Regions from separate parts of the Mus musculus genome. Here region 1 is linked to region 2. A link is a loop called in an ENCODE intact Hi-C map of the cell type or tissue named here. Cell type or tissue: left cerebral cortex. All regions are shown on one strand. Links, peaks and the distances in the headings refer to the core of each region. The heading gives the core; the rest is flanking DNA.

Evidence for each region. A loop is a pair of places that touch in the nucleus more often than their neighbours do. Peaks named below come from ENCODE experiments on the same cell type or tissue, not always from the same donor. Only the 100,000 strongest peaks of a DNase experiment are listed, where the experiment ranks them.
Region 1: it touches region 2 in a loop (7-fold over the local background); 33 of 42 quality-filtered maps call a loop at or near these places.

What each region holds. Positions count from the first base shown.
Region 1 is chr9:37,451,696-37,462,503 of GRCm38, forward strand. No RefSeq gene overlaps it. Among named protein-coding and RNA genes, the nearest start is that of Robo3, 24 kb to the left of the region's middle. In left cerebral cortex, for the core only: a CTCF peak has its summit at 4,906; DNase peaks (open chromatin) are centred at 5,006, 8,596 and 9,115; H3K4me3 peaks cover 1,907 bases; H3K27ac peaks cover 1,432 bases.
Region 2 is chr9:37,612,277-37,623,084 of GRCm38, forward strand. Siae (sialic acid acetylesterase) reads left to right here and starts at 1,545. Exons shown (of 10, transcript NM_011734.4): 1 at 1,545-1,650; 2 at 4,524-4,685; 3 at 10,623-10,798. The coding sequence starts at 1,584. Spa17 (sperm autoantigenic protein 17) reads right to left here and starts at 1,444. Exons shown (of 5, transcript NM_011449.2): 1 at 1,280-1,444. In left cerebral cortex, for the core only: a CTCF peak has its summit at 4,720 (motif pointing left); DNase peaks (open chromatin) are centred at 3,132, 4,207, 4,627 and 9,241; H3K4me3 peaks cover 498 bases; H3K27ac peaks cover 4,041 bases.

The DNA.
Region 1 (10,808 bases), core at 1,405-9,404, 160 kb before region 2:
CTCCTTTTCTGCTATTCTGTTTTTAAGTCTGAAATTCTCCAGCCTCTCGAGTAATCCTGCTGCTATCTGTATTTGCTCGTATTTGTAATACCTGGCGTTTCTCCAATCTCGGGAAAGTCCAAAATGGACTCTCTTACATTTCTTCTTAATTTCTTTCATCTCTCTCCCTCTTTTTCCCCTCCCCTGGCCCTTCTTCTTTGGTGGGAATGAAATTAACAAAGGAAGAGACCAATTAGGATCTTCAAATCCCCTAAGTCCTACAGAGGATGTCCCACTTTTCAATTAAAGAGGAATATTCCCTTGTCTCTAATGAGTCCCATTCAGAGGGAAATGCTTTTGTGTTAAATACATATGTGAGTTTTCCAGGTCACATAGCTGAGAGTTGTTCATGCTTTGTTGTTGCTTATGGGTTCATAGTTTTTTTGTTTTGTTTTGTTTTGTTTTGTTTTTGTTTTTTGTTTTCCTATTCTCCTTGAATGCCAGATTTAGCTCCAGAATCAACAGGGACCCTTTACTCCCTGTTGGTTTCTCACACCATGAGGTGTTCTTTTCCATTGGCTCTCCAGAAGCTCAATCCTTAGCATAAAGGTGACTCCAAAAATCTCTCCGAGCTCCCCACAGAGAAGAACAACCCGAGAAGCCCAGCCTTGCTGTAGCCTCGGTCCCCATCTACATAGAGAGCAAAGGAATAGAAGGAGAGGTTACTATGTAGAAAACATATTTTTCTTTCCTTTTCTCTCCTGTCCTTTTCTCTTCTCCGTGCCTATTGACCACCCCCCACCCTGCAGCCCCGTTTATTCTTTAAGCCTTACCTCCTCAGTCCTGATTGCATAGCTCATACATATTCAGCATTTCCTAGGAGCAACCTCGGGATGCTATTTCAGCACTGGAGTTGTTCACCCATCTCATCACAAAGGGGGCTGGACTTTCCTCAGTCTCCTGCCGCTGTCCCTTTCACCTTGCACTTATCAGCAGGAGGCTTAATCACAAAGGGATTTCCTACTGTGACTGGAACCCCTTATGGATTTGTACATTGATAGTCTCAGGCCCCTATCTCTAAATACTCCATGATGAGAAGATTTACCCTTCCCACGACAAAAGCCCTGCTACTGAAAAAGGAGAAGGAAACAGGAATGAATCTGCAATTACAATGCAGGTATAAAAATGATTAAGTGCTATGCCTGGTATGTAGACACTAAACAAACTTCTATTTTATTATGTTAAATGATTTATACATAGAGAAATAGAAAAGAAGAAATCAAATGTGTAAGCAACTGTTGAATCACGTGAGAAAGAATGTATCCTTTTCTTTTTCATCCTTCCCACACTTTTTCTTATTTGAAACAGAGTCTCAATATGTAGCTCTGGCTGACCTTGAACTCAGAAACCTCTCTCTTTATCTAATGCTGAGATTATAAGCATATGTCAAACATGCTCACACTCCGACCTGATTTTCAACATCAATAATGAAAAGAATTTTAAAAGATTACTTATAAAAGGGCTAGTTGGCTGAGGAGACAGACAGCTTGTGTGCTTAGAACCTTCAGGCTGCAGAGCTTCTGCCTCAATGGTCAACTTGAGAACTGCCCAAGACCAAATAACAACCATACCACCTTCCCTCCTTGGTTTGATATGATGGTCTACCTTTGCATTCAATGAAAGGAGGGAGCAAAGAGGTTAGGACGTAAGTGTGGGGAGTCAGACAATGATGGTCCTTTTGCAAACATCCCCTAAAACAGCCTTCTGTGAAATTCTAAACAAATGTCCACCCACTTGGCTTCCAGTCAGGGAATTCAAGCCTGATATGCTATGCCAAGCAGCACTGGGCTGTAGAGTCGGTCGCCTCTGCTGGGCTTGGTGCGGGTCCTGCCTTGGAGCTGAGGAATTGGTTTGGAAGAGAGTGGCAATAGAATTATGGTCATGAGACAGAGAGGGGAGGTCAAACTGTGAAGAGAAAAAAAGCTGTTGGTTAAGAAAGAGACTGTGGATCCCTGACATTCACCTCTGGTCAAAACTAACATGAGGGGGGTTGGGGATTTAGCTCAGTGGTAGAGCGCTTGCCTAGCAAGCCCAAGGCCCTGGGTTCGGTCCTCAGCTCCGGAAAAAGGAAAAAACAAAACAAACAAACAAAAAAAACTAACATGAGGACTTAACTTGGCAAAGACTGTGGATGGGCTATGTAGCAATGACTTGGGCCAGTGTCCAAGAAAGCATCTTCATCAACCCCATTTAAACTGTATTTCAGCATTGTACATGTCGGACATAAGTTTGGGGACTGTTCCATGGGGCTACCTTTAAGAGATGAAGGATGCTGCCAGAGGACACTGCAGAAGTGTCAGGGAGGGGAGCAATGTGTGCAGAGACAGGGCCCATGTGTTTTGGGCTCTATTAACTAACTCCCTCCCATCCATCACAGCCTCCCCCCAAGGCTGCTGCAACCCTGGCAGCTGGGTCACCCCGGGGAGGCTGGGCTGGGAGTCCCTAAAGGGAGCCAGGCTTCAGGCAGAGCAGCGGAGACACATGTGTGTCTGACTGAGTTGGGGCCGGCACCTCATTGAGAAGGGGGCCCTCCAAGCTGGGCTTCATTAGGGTAGTGGCACTAATAGGGAGGGGGTTCAGGGGGCTGGGCTGACAGCCAATTACTTGCTCGTCTGCATTATGGATTAACCCATCTGGGCCTGGGAGATTGGCTCTGAAAGGGGCACAAAAGGGGGGGCGTGACCACAATCACACACTGAATTATCCTGTCTGAACACTATTGTCCACCAACAAACGGGGCCTCTGGATGGGTGACCCCCTTGGGTGATCTCCATCCCCACTGCTTGCCTCATTGGAAGAGCCAGAGGTAAACTGCAGCCTGGTTAAAAGGCAAGGTCTTTTAACCTTGGACAAGGAGAGAGAGGGCATCATTTCAGAGAGGCAGGGGATTTAGACAGAGGAACCAGGCTGAGGTGTCATGCTCTCCTGTCTTCTCTCTTCCTCTTTTCTCTCCCATCCCATACTTTGGTTTTGATTTCAGTTCTTTGAGACAAAGCCTTATGTAATAAGCTCAGGCAGGCCTCAAATCCATTATGTAGCCAAGGATGACCTTGAACTCCTGATCTCCCTACCACCACTTTCCAAGTCCTGTGCTTATGGTCATACACCACTGTGTGGGGTCCTAAGATAATCTTAACATCTTAAAACAAAAACTTCTGCTTTTCATCTTAGCAAGGAATAAAATAAGGAACTTGCTACCCTGAATTCAATGCAGAATCCCACAGGAGAGAGATCGTTCGGGGAGATGGGGGACAAGGGGAGGTGACTAGGAAGGACCAAAGTCAGGTGCCTCCCATCTCACCCATCACCTCTCCTGGGCTAATTGATTCCAGACATGAATAAGGGGCTCTCACATGGGTCTTGAAGGGCCCTGGCCCTGCTCTGGCATTTCGGATGTTCTCCCTGTGGGAGGGCCCAACCCCCTCTCCCACACTCCTCTTCCAGAAGTAAGCCCACCCTGCCTGGTGAGGGAGAGGTGTTGGAAATAATGGGAGAGGGCGGCAAGCAGGGAGCTCTCCTCTAGCTAATCCCCTCATTACCATCTCATAATCAGAACCACGCTTTAAATGTAAATGGGGATGTTAAATATTGGTTTCTCTAGACTCAAGCTCCTTTGGAGAAAATTATTGATGCTTCCCTTTTTGTAGGTGCTGCTGGCTCTCACTGTGTGTGTGTGTGTGTGTGTGTGTGTGTGTGTGTGTGTGTGTGTGTGTGTGTAGCATCAGCAAGGATGAAGTTTTCAGGGTTCATTTAGTGTCTGACAAGAAGGGGCAGATAGATTTGTTTTCTGTAGACCTGAGTAGCTCCAGTGTCCTTGATTCAGCAGAAGATACCCATTCAAGAGTCAGCGAATCCCTAATTCATTCACTCTGTGTTGGAAGTTGATTGATCTCAAGCCATTCTTTTATATATATATATATATTCTCTCTCCCCCCTCGCCCTCCCCCTCTTCTCACCTCCTCCCCTCCCCCCCACCCCGGGAACGAGCCAGTGTGTGATTGTTGGGATCCGCAGGAACCAGAAGAGGTCATTGGATCCCCTGGAACTCAAGTCACATAAGGTTGGGAACTGCCCAATATGGATGCTAGGGATCAAACTCCAGTCCTGCAAGAGCAACAAACACTCTTGATTACTGAGCCATCTCATGCAGACTCGCACAGGTTAAGGGCCAAAAACAGACTCTTGGAAAGATGATCATCACTATTCTCTTTCTGTTTGAGGGTTCCATCCCCGACAGTCACTTTGAGAACAGCACTATATGTAACCGGATGCTAAGAATGAAGAATCTGATAACTATGGCTGTGTGCACTCAGTTACCAGCTCCACTGCTTAAGTGCTGAGTCACTGGATCACAGCAGACAGGTAGCTAAATTGGATGACGGCGGGCTATATGTCACGGTTCCCAGTTTCAGTGCCCTAATCTGTGGGATCAAGGTATTAATGTTAGAGTCTGCTCCCGAAAGCAGATGGGAAGAATACGTGAGAACTACACACCAAGTTCTTATTATCCATTCCAGATAAGAGCAAGGCATGTTTAGCATGCTAGAGTATGACACGGGTTTACAGGTGCATTAGTCTCTCACAGGACTAAACCTGCCCGAGGTCGCTGGGTCGATGATAGCAGAGCTGCTTCTCAGCTCTGGCCAGGAGTGAAATCTGCAGGTGGTCTGAGACCTAGGTTCAAAGTTTCCCATAAAGAAAATAAAAGTGGGCTCTCCAGACGTCCTTTGTTGTTTTAGATGCAGGGTCAGGTTCTGTTCAGCATCCGCAGTGGAAGGACAAAATGACTTCTCCATTGAGGCTGGCTGTGGTAAGAGCACTCCCCCTCCCCTGAGTCAAAGCTGAGAGTGGAGCCAGGGACACCATGTGGCTGGCGCTACTACCGCTGCCGCTGAGAAGAGGGAGGGAGATGCCTTCGGAGGGCTCCCCTCCAGGGCTGCAGAGAGGGCTTCCTCTGCTCAGCTCCACCGTTTAGCTTTCTCCTCATTAACTCTCCGGCCTCATTAATCAGCCCCGATGAAATGCGCCCCCGGGAACACTGCCCGCCCGCTCCGCCGTTTGGCGCTTTAATTATCCTCCCAGCGGGAGGAAGGAGGGGTTGGCGGGCGCGGAGCTACATCGGTACACACAGACCCACAGATCCACACACTGGTTGAAGGATGGCTGAACTCAGGTAGGGCCAGGCGTTACCCAGCCAAAAGCTCGAGTTTGGGCTGTTTCCAGGATGCCATATCAATCACAAGGAATCCTAGTGTCTCTCGGGCTTCTGTCCAGGAGCCACCGTGGAGTCTTTTCTCCCCTTTGTAAGGCTTCAAAGATCCCCTCTGCACAAAACTCCACCAACCCATTTTTTTCATCTGACTTCATTTACTCGCCACATCCTCCAAGTGTTGAACATACAGACATAGCTCTGGTTAGGAGCATGGGCCCAAACACACTTAAATCTCCAAACAAAGTAAAAGGCCACCAGTAGCAAGGTGCTATTTAAGGAAAACACTGTGCTGTGGAAAGGCAGGCAAAGTGGTTGGTGTGCTGAATCCCAGCCTGCCAAGGCAGGTCAGAAACAGAGTTTAATTTCAAGCCTTGAAGTGGGTCTTAACCTGTAAATAGGAATTAAAAGCTAAGGGCTAATAGAAAGGGTAAAACTACACAGATCAGTGTGTATAGAGCTGGACCACAATTCAGTGTAGCTGGTCATGCCCAGGTGACAGAATGGGTAGAAGGCAGAAAGACCTTGAAGACAGTACTAAGTTCTATTTAGATGTACTATAAAGGCAATGATGAGTTAGCGGTGGATTTTAAAACCATTAAGAGTAATATTTTGGAAAACCTCTGTGCAGAGGGTGGATGGGAGGGGCCTGAAATGAAGGCAGGGAGGCTAATTAGCAAGCAAGGTGACTGGGTGTGGGAGGTAACAGAGAGAAGCGTTTGGAATACGCCCAGTGTTCTTCTGCAAAGCATGCTCCTGGAATCGAGAAGATTTTCTTGAGATGTTCCTAGGCCCCTGGCTCAGCTCAACTAGAAGGTAAGGCACAGGCCACTCCTCCCCGCCCCCAACCCCAATCTTCCTTTTGCTCTTGGTAAGTAGCCAGGATACTTCCATCCAGGCCGGGTTAGGTAAGTTATTGTATCAGTTTTTAATCATTTATAAGGTGAGAACATTGGAATGTATCTAGCTGACCAACACACACACACACACACACACACACACACAGCTGCAACAACCCAAGGAAGAGATAGAAAAGACCCAGGCAAGATTAAGTACCCACTGGAGGGATGGTGCCCCTCAGGCAAAGCCTGCTCTAATCTCCTGGAAAAGGGACAAAGAACAGACACTTTAGCTTAGTGGAATCTCATTTTAAAGTAGCAGTCAACACATACCGAGTCTAAAACACTTCAACTCTATTTAAGTCTCAACTGTAATGATGTTTTTCTTTTGGCTATTTTTTTTTTTTCCAGTTCTGGTGACAAAGCTTAGGGCCTATCAAATACCAGGCAAATGCTCTACCACTGAGCTAAACCCCAGCCACCCATTTGGGTAGGTTTTGGTTTGGCTTGGATTAAACTTAAAAAGCATCATTTACCTTTAGGAGATGCCAACAAATCAACCTGGTTATTTCAAAAATACTAAGTAAGCAAGGTATGATGGTGCACACCTTTAGTCCCAGCACTTGAGAAGCAGAGGCAGGTGGAGCTCCGAGACCAGCCTGATTTGCAGAGAGAGTTCAAGCCAAACATTTGTCTTGCCTTTCTTACTCAAAGCAGGATAAACAAATACTTGAAGGCAGGCTCACCTTAGAAAAGTATCTCAGCTCATAATGAGGAAATGATAGAGACAGAATGCCATGAATTAGCTGTCTCCCGTGAATAATGAACCTTGGTGATCACTGTCACTGGATGCTCATATAACGACAAAGCAGAGCAGCAGACATTAGCATTACTCCTGATAGACGGAGACACATTGCCTATGACGTATTCTGGAGGGGGGGGGGAATCAAGCGTTAATTGATCACGACTCTATATCTAACAGCCAATTTACAGGAAATAATAGGGACAGAAAAACATGTGAAATGACACCGCAGGGATACATTCAACAGAACCCAGACTGGAAACTCCACAGAACAAATGACCTGCTTTCCCCAACAAATGAATTGTACAGAGGGAAAAAAAATAATTAAGGGATGGGAAGGACGGCAGATTAAAAGAGACAACACACTGTATATAGTCACTTGGGTCTAAGTCTGTACACTGATGGGAATAAGACAGCGGGAACAGTGGTGGAATATGTGCACTCTTCCATTGGAGATGGACAAATTGAGACTTTCCTTTCCACGATTTCCTTTTCACTTGTGAGCTGGAATCCTCTCTAAAGATAATCCATCATCAGATTTTTAGATAAAGGATTGTTATTTTAGATATGCTAATCCTATTGCTCTTTATTTTTATTTAAAACGTTTTAGTGCAATCTGTGCATGTATGTGTGGGACTGAGCATGCGCTAGAATTCACCTGTGAAGGATAGAGGACAACTTGTGAGGAGGGTTGGTTTTTCTCCTTCAACTCTGTGAGTCTGGGGTTCAAATTAAAATCATATCTTAGGTTTGGCAGCAAGCACATTTACCCGTAGAGCCATCTCATTGGCCCATTACTGCTATTTAAAAGATTCCTGCATTGAAATATTTACAGAAGAAGTTGTAAGGTTTCTGATATTTGCTTCAAAACCACGAGCAGATGCCGGGGTTGATATTGATATTGACAGATATCAGATATATAAGTGCTGAGCTGAATATTGAGGGTTCTAATTTTGTGTGTTTGTCTTACCCATAAAAAATAGTCTGGATAACAGAGTGTATATAGAATACATTTATAGGCCAAAACGTGCCTGTGCTTTAAATTTGGTCCATGGGCTGTGACAGACTGTGACATTGGATCTGATCCAATCCACCTCTGTAGTGAACTCAAAGCCTTTCTACCAGACCTTGCTCCCATAAACCCTTTTTGGTCCGTTTTTAGGTCCTTTTCTAGGGAGGAGAGTTAAATAAGGCAACCTGAGTCCCTGGCCATGGGACACTACACGATAAGGACCTAGAACCGGCCCCTAAGTTCTTTACCCATTTCTCTCCAAGCTGTCTTCTCACCCTAGCATTAAAGGTGGAACGTACACGTAGCCAGGCTTCACCCTTGCAGAGGCCAAAGCCATCTACTGCCTAGGAGAATAAATAAATGAAGGAATGGCTGGACCCCCGCGACCCAGCAGCTAGAAAGGGGGTGTTAAACTCGAGAGACAGAGCGCTGGGGAGGAAAGGGGAAGCTAGGGAAAGTCCGCTCATCGAAAGGCAGGTTGAGAGACCCAGCCAACCCCAGCACCATGCGATTGATTTCTGTACAGTCTCTTTCCTCTTTGCACTCCTTTATATAAGGAGAACCCCTTCGCTAGACACGCGTCTGTGGCGCTGGCTGCTCACTTAGTGAAGAAAGGGCGGCTGAGAGAAAGAATTGCACCCACGCGGCGCGAGCGGCAGTGGGGCTCAGGCTGACATTGCGCGGCAACACACAATGGGCCATCGCAGACGCCCCGCACAGCGAGAGGCGCGCCTCGGTCCCTCCCCAGCCCCACCATCCAGCGCCGTGCCGAGGACCCGCTCCTCCGGTTGGCCGTTGGTCCCCGGTGCAGACCTCTTCATCATCCCCGCGCGCCACGGCCCCGCTGTCTTTCTAGCGACCCGGTGGCAGCGCTCTTGGCTCCCACCTTCTCCATCAGCCGCTCCCCGGCGGGCCAAAGTAATGAGCCGCTAGGCAACTGGCCCCACGCCATTGTGTGCGCGCCGGGGCGAGGCCGGGTCTCCGCGGCGCGGTGGAGGGTGACCACGCGCGCCGCAGCGCCCCTCGCTTCACACCTGCTCCCCGCCCCCGGCCGGCAAGCACGGGCGTGGCCTCCCCCTCCCCGGGGGAGGGGCCTCAGCTGGGGCAGCACTTGGTAAAGAGGCCGTAGAGAGGACACCCGCGGCCGGAGGAGGCGTCGTAAATTTGGAGCAGATGCGTCCTGACAGTCAGTCACCCAGCTCGGGGCGGCGGGGGAGGGCTCCGCTCCGCGCCCACGCCCCTCTTCTAGTCAGCAGCTGAGTCCCGCGGACTCCACACCTAGGTAACCACGGACTTAGGACATATGGAGCCTGTCTCCCACTCCCCCGCATCTGTCCTGTGCTTTTTTGTGTGTCCTTACAGCTGCAAGAAGTCATGAAGGGAAAAGGGAGATGCCTGAATTCAGCTACGACTTTCTTCCTGAAGAGTGGTTTCTTCAGATGAGACTGTGACAGTCTGCCACCCTGGTCCTGAGCTGTCGCTTTTTGACAGTAGCTGAAGAGAACAGGAAAAATAGAAGAAGCGCGTTTCGATGTGTAATGCCCATTTTAAGCTAGAAACTCAAGTAGGGAGGCAGAAACAAACAAACAAACAAAAAGGATATGGTGGGATGGGCAAGGAAGACAGAGTAAAAATGCTAAGGAATAATACTTGCTATAGTATATTGCCATGATACTGTAGCATTGCAACCATGATACTGTATCATTGCAACCATCCAACAGAGCAAGGAGGGTTGGTTGCCCCTGGGACTTGATGGGGCCAATTCTGTCTCCAGACAGAATTGGGGCACTTTCCAGTCTTCCACACTATAGGGAAGTGAGGTGAGTCTTCCATGAGTCTTGAAGGGATGAAGAAAAGGATACTGGGATAGAAACAGTCCCAGTTACTTATTCTGGACACTGTGGAGGTCTCTCTCTAAAGCAATATGAAATGAAGTCTGAGTCTCTGGCTCTGTATAAAGATCACAGTACCATAACCTGTCTCACCAAGGCTAATTTGGAAATTATGTTCACAGCAACAGTGCCAAGTGGAGTTGGCAAAAGCCCTCTGTGATGACCCTGTGTTTTTCCATTTGGAGATGTTTTGTTCCCTCTACCACTCAGGGGAAGTAACTAGGTTGTCTGATGGGTTCGTTGGCTTCCTTCCCTCTCACTCCCAGCCTCCTCCAGGTCTGCGACTTTCTGCCTGTGCTGGTCAAAATACAGTGTGCATCCCAATCACTTGGACATCTGAACACCCACAGTTTCTGATTCTTTTCATCTGGGAAGGGGCCAGGAGATTTGAATTTCTAAGAGCTGCCGGGTGACTAGTATGGTAATGGTGTTGTAATAGCATCCTTAGTGAGAGCTTAGTCTAGCTGGAAAGGAACAATCTAGGCTTCTGAAATTGGTGGAAGCAGAAGCACTCAGTCCTGGAAAAGCTGAGGTACCTTCACTCTCAAGGAGAGATCCACAAGCGAATGCCTGGAAGATCCGCAGGGTGTGCGCGTGCATGCGCGTGCGTCTGTCTGTCTGTATTTGGAAATTTGGAGGAGTCTCTTAATAGATTCATAATTTACTCTTGCCCTTAGCCTTTCAAAGCAGGCCTGAGAGACAGGAGGATCTCTGTAAGTTTGAGGTCAGCCTGGTCCAGGACAGCAGGATAGCCTGTCTCAAAGCACAAACAAACAAAAAAACTTATCAGCAAACAAAAACAAACCCCCACAGCCTTTCAAAGGGACAAAGGGAGCAAGAGCTGCCTGATTTATTTTTCTAACTTGTCCGTCAGTCACCGGAGCAGTACAGATGTGATCTAAACATTTTTGCCTGTAAATGAACATAGGTTTTAGTACATAAGAGCAATTCAGTGTATGTGTATGACTGTCCCCCCTCTGCTGCTTCTGGCTGTTTTGAAACACTCTTAAGGTGA
Region 2 (10,808 bases), core at 1,583-9,582:
TGGAGGCCGTGCCCATACACATGCACATACTAAATAAATGAACACCAAATTCACCCCACCACGTCTATCCTTTTCTCCTAGAGTTTTGAATTCTACCACTGAACTATTTTGTTTGTTTTCTGAGACAGAGTCTCTCAACATAGCTCTGGCTGTTCTGTAACTATGTAGACCAGGCTGCCCTCTAACTCAGAGATCTACCTGCCTCTGTCTCCCAAGTGCGGCGATTAGAGCCAGCCTGGTGGATAAACACTATGCTTTGTGAATTATAGTATCATAAATCCAGATCCATTAAATTAGACAAATACATATTTTCAAAGTTAGAGAACCACAGTTTTCACTAGATTAAGTACTTTGTTTTTCTGTCCTTAAGAGGTGAGGGTAGATGTTGCAAGCCCACAGTATTGAAGAGACAATGATTGCTGAGAAGCTGGTATAAACAATCCCCTTTACATTGCTGAGAAGAAACTATTTCAAGTGCAGTACTTGGGAGGCAAGGGTAGGTGGGTCTTTGTGAGTTCAAGGTCAGCCTTGTCTACAGGGTGAGTTTCCGGACAGCCAGGGGCTAAACAGAGAAACCCTGCCTCAAAAACCCAAAAATCAAACAAATAGCAAGCAAGCAAACAAAAATCTAGTCGTTCTAGAAATTATTATAATTTGTTGAATAGTTTCACTTGTTTTTCAGCCCCAACTTTTGAAGCATGTTCTCAAGTGCCTCTGCTTTCTGATGAGGGATTGTGAAAGGGGAGGTCGTGTATTTGGGAGTCAGCTTTTGATGTTTGGGGAATCTTATTTTCTGGTTTTCTCAGGCCTTCTTTTATCTTATTATTCGAGGACTGGCTTAAAGGTGGCTGACATAGGATTTGATTATTGAGAAAAGAGAGCTTCGGGTCTGGGCGTGTGCTCCCTCTGCCTCCCCCAAGAAGCACAAAGGCGGCGCTGGTTGGGGTCGAGGCTGGAGGACTAGAGGTTTAACAAGGCCTAACCTGTGGAGTCTCTTCCCTTTCTCTCTTTTGGCCACAAACAGCAGATTAGATATCGAATCTTGAGAGCTGTGTAAAGCCCTGAACCGGGCGGGGGAGGACAGGCTGTCGAGGGGAAGCAGGTCAAACCGTGGGCGGGACGCCAAAGACCTAGCGTTCCAGATTCTCCGAGAAAGGGCTTGCCAGGCTCTCTGTCTGGTCCAGGAGTTGCGGGAGTATTGGAGATGCGGAGAGACTACGGCACGAAGGAAAATGGCGAAGCCTCCACATTGGAGAGGGAGTGGGGGAAACTGCCTCACCTCTTCTTTCTCTTCAAGCTGGTGCGGATGGTTCCAGTGTTTTATCTCGTTGCTGGGTAACCGTTTTTTTTTTTCTTTTTTCTTTTTTCTTTTTTTTTTAACTACGGAGGCCGGGAGGGGAGCGCCCTGCGCCGCGCCGCGCCGCGCCGCTGATGGTTTCGCGTACTGAAGGCTTGAGGGTGGGGCCCGATAGGTAGACCCTCCCAGGCCCCGCCCACTACGCAAGACCACGCCTCTGCCCTGTCCCCGCCCCCGCATAGGGGCTCTTCCTGAATTCGGCGGGTTAATCAGGATCTTCACAAACATGGTTTCCCCGGGGCCTGTGTTTGGGATAGTGCTGCTCATAATCGCGCGAGTCAGCAGAAGTGCAGGTGAGGTGTCACAGCTGTGCCGGACCCTTGCCTTTCAGATCTTCTGCAGGATCATGGCATGCGTCCCCTTTAAAGGTCTGGTTTGAGTCAGAACTGGACTTTTCGCACCTAGTTCTGGCTCAAGGTACTGTTGGGCCCATCTACTGCCTTTTTCATGCAGGGTACCTCATTTGCAGCATAGGAGGCAGGGAGAGACTTCGGTTTACCCATTGGAATAGGCTCCAGAGTCCCCAGACCGAAGCCTTGAGGAGAGCTCAAAGAGAAGGGGGCGAAGCTTAGTTAGATAATATTTGGAAACAGGTGTCTGAGTCATCCAAAATACTTCAACACCTGCCCCCTCAGTAGTGCCCTTGGGGAGGGCTTCTGTCGGGATGGGTGCCTTGAGGGAATTAAATTTTACTAGTTTCTAAGTGGTTATTAGGGCTAAGAAATACAACCCCCTCACTAGCTCAGAATAATTTAAGGTTCAGCTCTGAATTTTGATACAGCCTAAGAGATACTAGTGGAGGGGTAAGACTCATCACACTGGAGAGGGAGCTATTTCACACTGGCCATTGTGCAGGTCAGAGCTTGTCATCTGACTAACCTGAGCTGGACATTGCCCTCTGCATGGAGATATCAAAAGATAGGAATCTATTCACTTAAAGTAAAAGGTTACTGCTGGAGCCACCCACCCTTCTTTTCTTTGTATCACTGAAAGAGTGGACCTCATCCATAGACTGTCAATAAATGAAATTTGGGGGGGGGGATGAGAATATAGCTCAGTGATAAAGCTCTTGGCTGGAGTGCTAGGAATTTGTGGTCCCATTACCATTATCCTCACAGCAAAAATGAAATTGCAATTCCTTTGGAATTAGATGACGTTGATTCTCATTCTGTCATAAACTACCTTCTGAGGCCTGTCAAGGACATTACTGTCTTCTTTCTTAAGAACTCTGCTACACGAGTAAGCTCCTAGTAGATTGTAAGATCCTTGGCAGCAAGAATTTTTATCTACTATTGGAATTATTTTTCCTTCCAGGGTTGCAGTCTCAATGTGTAAAGTACTAGGTATCATTAAAGAGATATTCATTGAATTCATAGCTGTTCTAATTATTCTTTAAAATTGCTTAATCTATTTGTGCTCTAGTCCCTTGATGGGTAATGTGGTTAGGTTATATCTCTTCATCGGTAGTAACACAATTAACACGTTTATTATAAAGATAATTTCCACCTCTAAATTTTTTTTTTCTCACCATAAATCCATTCACAAAGAGCTTCTATAACTGAATGTTGGCAAACACAGAAGGGCTTGGGAAGGCATTCCCCATCCTATGGACTGCAACATTGTTGCCCATGTAAGGAATATTTTCTTCACTCTGTTCTTCCAACTCAAGTCTTCTCTTTGCTTAGCTCTTATTTATGCGTTTACTTTTCAGCTTTTGTTCTGTATCTACCCAAGACAGGGCCCTCCCACACATATGCCTCCCGGTTTCCCCAGCAGGCTGCCATCCTGCTTATGCAATTCTGGGATGTTGTGGTTCCAGAGTATTTTGCTCATGGTACATGCTTCTTGAGGTTGTTAAGCTTTCCGGATAATCCTTGATTGCCATGTAGGCTTCCTGATCGAACTAGCTCCGGAGTGAGAAAGAAAACTGAGGATTTTTAGGGTTAGCCTGTAACTTAAAAAGCAGTATTAATAGGCCACCAAGCTTGTGAGGGGACCCCCATTAGCTCGACTGCCCTGTTAAGTATAGCCTAAGGGGCCTGCCATCTTTTGTAGCTTTCAGCAAGGAAAATGTCAGCTTTGTTAATTCTAATTCTCTTCCCTGTCTATCACTTTTATTAAAAACAAAAAACCAAAAACCAACCAAACCAAAACAAACCAAAAAGCCCTTAATTTTGTAAAATATTTTCTTTGTAGGATTTTTAAAAACTCTCCCCTGCTGAGACAAATTGGGATGATTTTATGATTTTCCTACTTAAATTTCTATGAGCTCACTGGGATCATTTGGATCAATGCTTGTTATTTAAAAAGTTCTCCGATATAGGCTATGAGTTAAAAATAGAAAAGATCTCGTTAAAGTGAATTCTTATTCAGTCTTGTTAGTGATTCTTAGCACAGAATCCAATATGCAAGTGTGCCTCCTCTTTTCTTTGCTTGTGAAATGGTGACAAGACTTTTTCTCAGAGATTTTTAACCTTCTGTCTCTCCACGATCGTATTTTTGTCTCCTGACTTATCTGAGCTTACTGGAAAGGAAACATTTTCACAGTCGTAAGTGTGGTAAACCAGGTCATCAAAGACAAAAAGCAACAAACAAAACCAATCAACAAAATTACATCATCATCAACAACAAAATAAACCCTCAAGAGAAAACACTTGAAGGGGTTTGGCATTGATAGGATGGAGAGGAGGAGCCAAAGATGGGTACAGCAACATTAGAGGACCTATGAGCTACTAGGAGTGGGCACAGTGATGGAGAGTTAGGGAAGGAAGTGCCTTGTTTTTCTTATCATCACCATCTGTGAGGTGCATGGAAGGTTCATTTTAGTGACTTGAGAGAGGAATGTTAAATTCTAGAGCCAAGTTTTAGAGCAAGGGTTGGCCAAGAACTGTGAAGGGGAAGGAAGGAGAGCATGTACATTAGTTGTTATCTTGGGTTCTAAGTTTCTCTTAATGGTCATGTTCTGCTGTGATACATATTGTTGGAAACTGTTCTTATTATGTTGTTTATTTAATCTGGAGCAACTGGACCCGGTTTTGGAAGATTAAAAGGCTTAAGTGGGCTCATATTCTTTAGTATAGGGACTATATGTTACTTCCTTTTACCGGATCCACATGATGCTGAATCTCCTGATTATGTTCTCCTAAGTGCTTGTTGATATTTATAGGTATTGGTTTTCGCTTTGCTTCATACATCGATAATTACATGGTGCTGCAGAAGGAGCCTTCAGGGGCTGTGATCTGGGGCTTTGGTACACCTGGAGCCACAGTGACAGTGACCTTGTGCCAAGGTCAGGAAACCATCATGAAGAAAGTGACCAGTGTGAAAGGTAAGGCAGCCCATTCTCTGTTCAGTTATTGTCCTCTTCTGCCACCTGCTGGATTATCTGAAAATGAATGCTTATGGCTCCCCCTCAAGTTGTCAATCCATCCATCCATCATCCATCCATCTGTTCATCCATCCATCATCCATCCATCCATCCATCCATCATCCATCCATCCATCCATCCATCCATCATCCATCCATCCATCCATCCATCCATCCACCCATCCATCCATAAGAGTTATTTGAGATACTATGTGGGTAAACACTAAAGATACCACAAATGGTAACAAGGCTCAAAGTTCCCTTCACCAAGGGGCTCATTGAACAGAACAAATTATGTAGTCGTTGGATGAACACATAAAATATCTGTGGACTTCCAAGAGCTAGAGAAGACATCCACCTCAGTCTGGTTGCTATGGAAAGTTGTCACAGAAGATGATAGTTGAGGCAGGCAGTCTAGAGGTGAGAGGGTGGCTCAGAGGTTAAGAGCTCTTGCTGTTCTTGCAGAGGACCTGGGTTTAGTTCTAGCATGCACATAGGGTGACTTATAATTCTGTGTAACCTCCAGCTCCAGGGGTACTCTGGGCACACACACACACACACACACACACACACACACACACACACACAAGTTGAAATAAGTCCTACAAGCAATTTGAAAAGAGAGTCAATTTGGTGATCTTGTGAAGAACTTGAATTTTTAGTTTACTGTCAGAGTTCTGATTCTGTCTGTTATTTTTAGGTATGTAATTTAAGAATATATTAAATATATCTGTGACAGTTTGTTTTTTTGGGGGGGTTGTACGAATTCTTAATGGATTATTATGAGGAGTAAATGCATATAAAGTAGTTGGAACAGTGCTTGTCACATTAACTTGTTTGGCCATTATTGTTACCACTACTGCTACTATTACTTATTCAGTAATTCAAATATTTATTGAGTACCTACTGTGTGCTAGATACTGTGCTAGGTACTGATGATAAAGTGATGAATAAAACAGATGGAGCCTCTCCCTTAGTGAAGCCTGAAGGTTAGGGGAGGAGGCAGGAAAATAAAGAACACTCATAGTTCTTTGAGATATGCAATAGTAAAGAAGGACTCTGTGTGTGTGTATGAGAGAAAGAGAGAGAGAGAGAGAGAGAGAGAGAGAGAGAGAGAGAGAGAGCTTAGCAAGGTAGTAGAGTAATGGACTTAATTTAAGGCTGGTTTTGAAAGAGAAAACGTCCTAGACATAGACACAGGTACATCAGTAACACTGGAGAAATCCCGTGTAGGTAGGTTGGTCTGGGACACTGGGCTAAGTGACTGATGGTAGGTGACAGGAGAAGGGCCAGTATGGCGGCTTGTTTATCTCTGCTAAAGCATTTAAATCCTGGATCTGTAGACTTTAAGCATAAAAGCACAGGAGCAGACTGATAGAGTTTGGCAGTCATCAGATAGGGTTGATAGAGCTGTTAGGAGGCTCTTATGATATCCAGATACACATGATGAGGCCTTGACCTGGGAGTGTAGCTGTGAGGATGAAGGTTCAAGGTGAGAATAAAGTGGTCTCTTTGAGGAAGGGATAAAAACGTAGAAGAGTAGATGCTGGGAACTAAACTCAGGTCTACTCCAAGAGCAGCATGTTCTCTTAACAGCTGAGCCATCTCTCCAGCCTCTCTTTGTGATCTGTGAGATATACTGAATGTGAAGAATTCCAAAACTTCCTATGCTTAGTGCCTAGGTTTTTTTTTCTTTTCTTTTCTTTCTTGTAGCTGAGAATTTCATTGAAGTTCTGATTCTTCTACTTCTATTCCCTAAAGGGTGGGATCATAGGAATGAACCACCCCACCCAGGTTACATAGTACTGGGGACTGAATTAAACATGCTAGGCAGGTACTCTGTCTGCTAAGCTATATCCCCAGTCTACTTTTGAAAGCATATGAAATTAATGGGTTTAATTATTGGCATTTCACACGTATGTATCATTGTATTTTGTTCATATTCACTCCCCTGCCCTTCCCCCACCCCTTGCCTGACTTATCCTCTGTTGTTGTTTTTGAGACAACATTTGTCTGTGTGTCTCTGGCTGTCCTGGAACTTGCTCTGTAAACCAGGCTAGCTGCACATTAATTTTCATAGATGTGTAGTCGGTTTATATTTCTATTGGTAGTAAATAAAGGTTCCCCTTCCCTACATCCTCACCAGGATCGGGTGTCACCTGTTTTCTTAATGATAGTCATTGTGACGGAGATGCCGTAGACTTTACTCCTTCCTCCCCATATAATATAACCAAGTCTCAAGAGGGACATTTCCCCTCTCCTCTGATGTAGAACTATTGAATGCAAGTTACAGATTCTGTTTGTTCCAGAGGAGCAAGAATAATATAAGACTATAACTTTAGAACCCACCCTAAGGTGTATCTGCCACAACATGCTATGACTTTTATCATTTTCATAAGCAGTTTTACTCATATAAAGCATTTACTTTTTACTTCATTCTTGTTTGGTGGTGGTATATTTGAACTGTAAGCTATAAAATAAATGTAGGTGGTAAGGGATGAGCACTAAGGCATCCTTCACCTTCAAGCCACATTTGAAAGCCACAGGATCATGTTTTAGCTGATGAAAAGTCAGGGTTCTGTGTGGAGAGGTGAAGAAAGCTGTTTCTTGTGAGCCCTAGGTTTTCTTTTTAGGAAGATAAAGGCCATGGGTACCCCCTCCCCTTCTTGATATTCATCACAATAACCTGAAAAAGATAACATTTGATTTGATTAATAAGAAGAAAAGCAAGAAAGTGCTTTATGACTAATCATGTCTCTGAACAAATTATTTTTATTTCGTTCTTGTGGTTGTGGTTTACATCTTGAGTTAACTGGGGAAGCCAGAGAGAAAAGAGAGACAGACAGCTCTTTCTTTGTGTATGCCTTTTGCTGTACTATATAAATCAGTTGTCAGAGGCAAACAACCAGACATGCTCTTAACATGTGAAAACATGAAGCATGGCCTTCTTATCAGGGTAGGCCAGGGTTGGAGTTCATTGTTGTCATTTACTCGATGAAATGCTTGGCAAAATGTTTGTAGGCTAAGTAGTGGTAAAACGACGGCAGGAGATTGATCTTCCTAGATGGTAGAAGAAAAAATGTAAGAACACAGAGGTTTGAATACAGTGAAATGAAAACTTAGAGAAACCTGGGCCTGGACTGGCCAAAGAGGTAACAGGGAACAAACGACTACTGTTCATAAGGCAGGACCAGAGCAGCTGTGGCTCAGAAGGCCAAGAACCAGCAGCAAGCCCATTGGATGCTGCTGAAATCAGTGACGGTGAGCTTTATGGTTGGGGACTTAGAATTACTATTTGAGCTCATCCTAGTAGTCTTGATGGGCTAACATTCTAAAAGCTCTTAAGTGCCCCATGGCATGCTCATCACCATGCACCCTGTTCTGAACTGACTATCCAAACAAAGACTAACGCTCCTCATGGAACATGGTGGCTTCTGACTTTCCAATCCCACCCTTGCCCTTGGTCTAAGACATCATAGGGCTTGTATGAGTTATCTCTTGAGCTCCTGTGCCCATCAGTGAATTCTCTACAGTGCAAGTTTCTCCTGCTTTACAGCATTGTGTCAGGGCATATTTTTCTTTTTCTTAAATGGGAGTGGAAAAATGCTAGGAACCAAAAGACCTTAGGCTAGCTAGCCAAGAAGGAAGCTTTTTGAGAAGTTGAAGGCAAATTTTTCTGGTACAAAAGATGTTGGAATCAAGACTCATTTTCCAGGTTCAGCTTTCCTGAGGTTCTAGGTCCTACCAGGAGCTCATTCATTTTTCTGGCTGTAGTGAAATGGTGCCACTGCTTTGCCAATTTTCTTTCCTGTCTTTTTGTTGCTGGACATTGTCTTAGTTAGGGTTTTATTTGAAGAGATCACATGACCATGGCAACTCTATAAAGGAAAACATTTACTTGGGGCTGGCATACAAGTTCAGAGGTTTAATCCATTGTCGTCATGGCCGGCTGCATGGTAGCACATGGGCAGACATGATGCTGGAGAAGGAGCCCAGAGGTCTACATCTAGGTTGGTAGGCAGAAGGAAGAGAGAGACTTGAGCCTTGTTGAACACTGAGACCCCAAAAGTCCAACCCCAATGACACAATTCCTCCAAAGCTCCACCTACTCCAACAAGGCCACACCTCCTAATTCCTCTCCGTAAGCATTCAAATATATGCGCCTTTGGGGGCCAATCTTATTCAAACCACCATAGATGTGCACACTTGTTGGAAGTGCTAGGGAGAGTTTTTGTCACTAGCCATGTGTATTGAAAAAGCTAAGGGAAAATACCCAATTAATAGCTCTGAATGCACTAGATGAACACAGGAGGCTGAGAACTAGTCCTGTGTTAGGTTCTCTGGCAGTTGACCCCATCAGCACACATCAGCAGTGCTTCTGGCAGAAGGACGGAGCCTCAGTAAGGTGTGTCAGTGCAGGAAGCCTGGAAAGACCTTGGCAAGCCTGTATTAGGACAGATTGGAACGTCTGCCTGTTCATAAGTGTGAGCCATACGGAGCACATCACACCTGTGCCACACAATCTGTCCTAGCTGCCCACTGTTTCCAAAACAGTGATTTTTCTGGTTTAGGTTGAATTTTGCATTTTATATGCTGATGCCTGGCTTATTGGTCAGAGAAATGCAATCGTGAGCGCATGGTCCTGGGTTTAGCCGACCTTCTGGAGGCAGAGCTCCAGGCTCAGCTAGTACCGCTCTTCAGAGGACCAAACGTTTAGATATTTCCTCCACCACTCCAGGCAACCTTTAAGGCTTCAGTTTTCACTAATTTGCAAGGGCTCATCTGGACATTTCCTGCTTCTGCTTAGTTGTTGCTGGCTGGGAGGAACCTTGGACAGTGTCCAGCATGGAGTATGCACTCAGATGGTATTTCTATAATTATTTCTTCTCATAGGTTAGGGCAATAACATTACAATGCTCCATCTCCTGGTCTCCTCATTCTTTCCCTTTGGATTTACATTGATCTGATGGCAATAGATAAGCCAGATTATGTTTGACATTTTTGTGTTAAACTGTTTTTCTCTGCCTTTTCTAGGCTCCTGTTTCACTGCTCCAGTATTTTCACGTTTTCTGGTTCTTTTTTTTGTCTTAAGTCTCTGTGTATGAGGTTGACAGCAGTGATCCAGTGGCTGAGAAGAAGGGCAATGGGAGGTGTGGTTTCTAGGAAGCAAGCTATGAATGTCTAAAATAGGGTCTTTCATGGCTTCTCATTTCTTAGTGGTGTCGCAGAACCTCAAGTCTTGTATGTCACTCTGAAATATTCGATTGAGCCAGCTAAAATGTCCTTTTCACTGAGATCAATTTATATGCTAACTGCTACTTGTTGATGTGTCTCCGTGCACCTGTGCACTGATGGCAGAACCCAGTGCCACTGACTGTGTTGATACTTGTTAGCGATAGATGGCAAGGGTGACCCTTAGTAAAAGAAAGATTCAGATTAGAAATGATTTTCTGAACCTGTGCTTACATGCGATTGGATAATTGCAAGTTAGTTCAGGGTGCTGTGTAAATCAGAAAGATTAGATTACGGTAATATTGACAGTTGGATGGTGTAATGAGAATTTCTGTTTTCTGTTTTTTTTTTTTCCTTGTCAACTAACTATCCTTGAAATTTAATCTATGTGTATTTTTGTCTCTCCTAATTTAGGATTATAACTGGGTAACTAATTTTTCTTGTAAATGCCTTAGTTAAAAATAAGAAGGGATTGGTACAGATTAGGGATAAAAAGGCTGCTGTTCTCAACAGCTCTACCCCCTTGCCTGGAATTTGGCCAATCCTTATAGAGTTGCATACACTTTGTCACAGAGCCTGAGCTTAGCCACAAATGAGGTGCAGTTGGTGTTTAACTCTACTTTAGGTGGTTGGTTGATTAACCCCTTGAAGTCTGTTTTTGTTTCAGAACCCTCCAACACCTGGATGGTGGTACTGGACCCTATGAAGCCTGGGGGACCTTTTGAAGTGATGGCGCAACAGACTTTGGGGACAATGAATTTCACCCTGAGAGTCCATGATGTCTTATTTGGAGATGTCTGGCTTTGCAGTGGGCAGAGTAACATGCAGATGACTGTTTCACAGGTAATGGAGC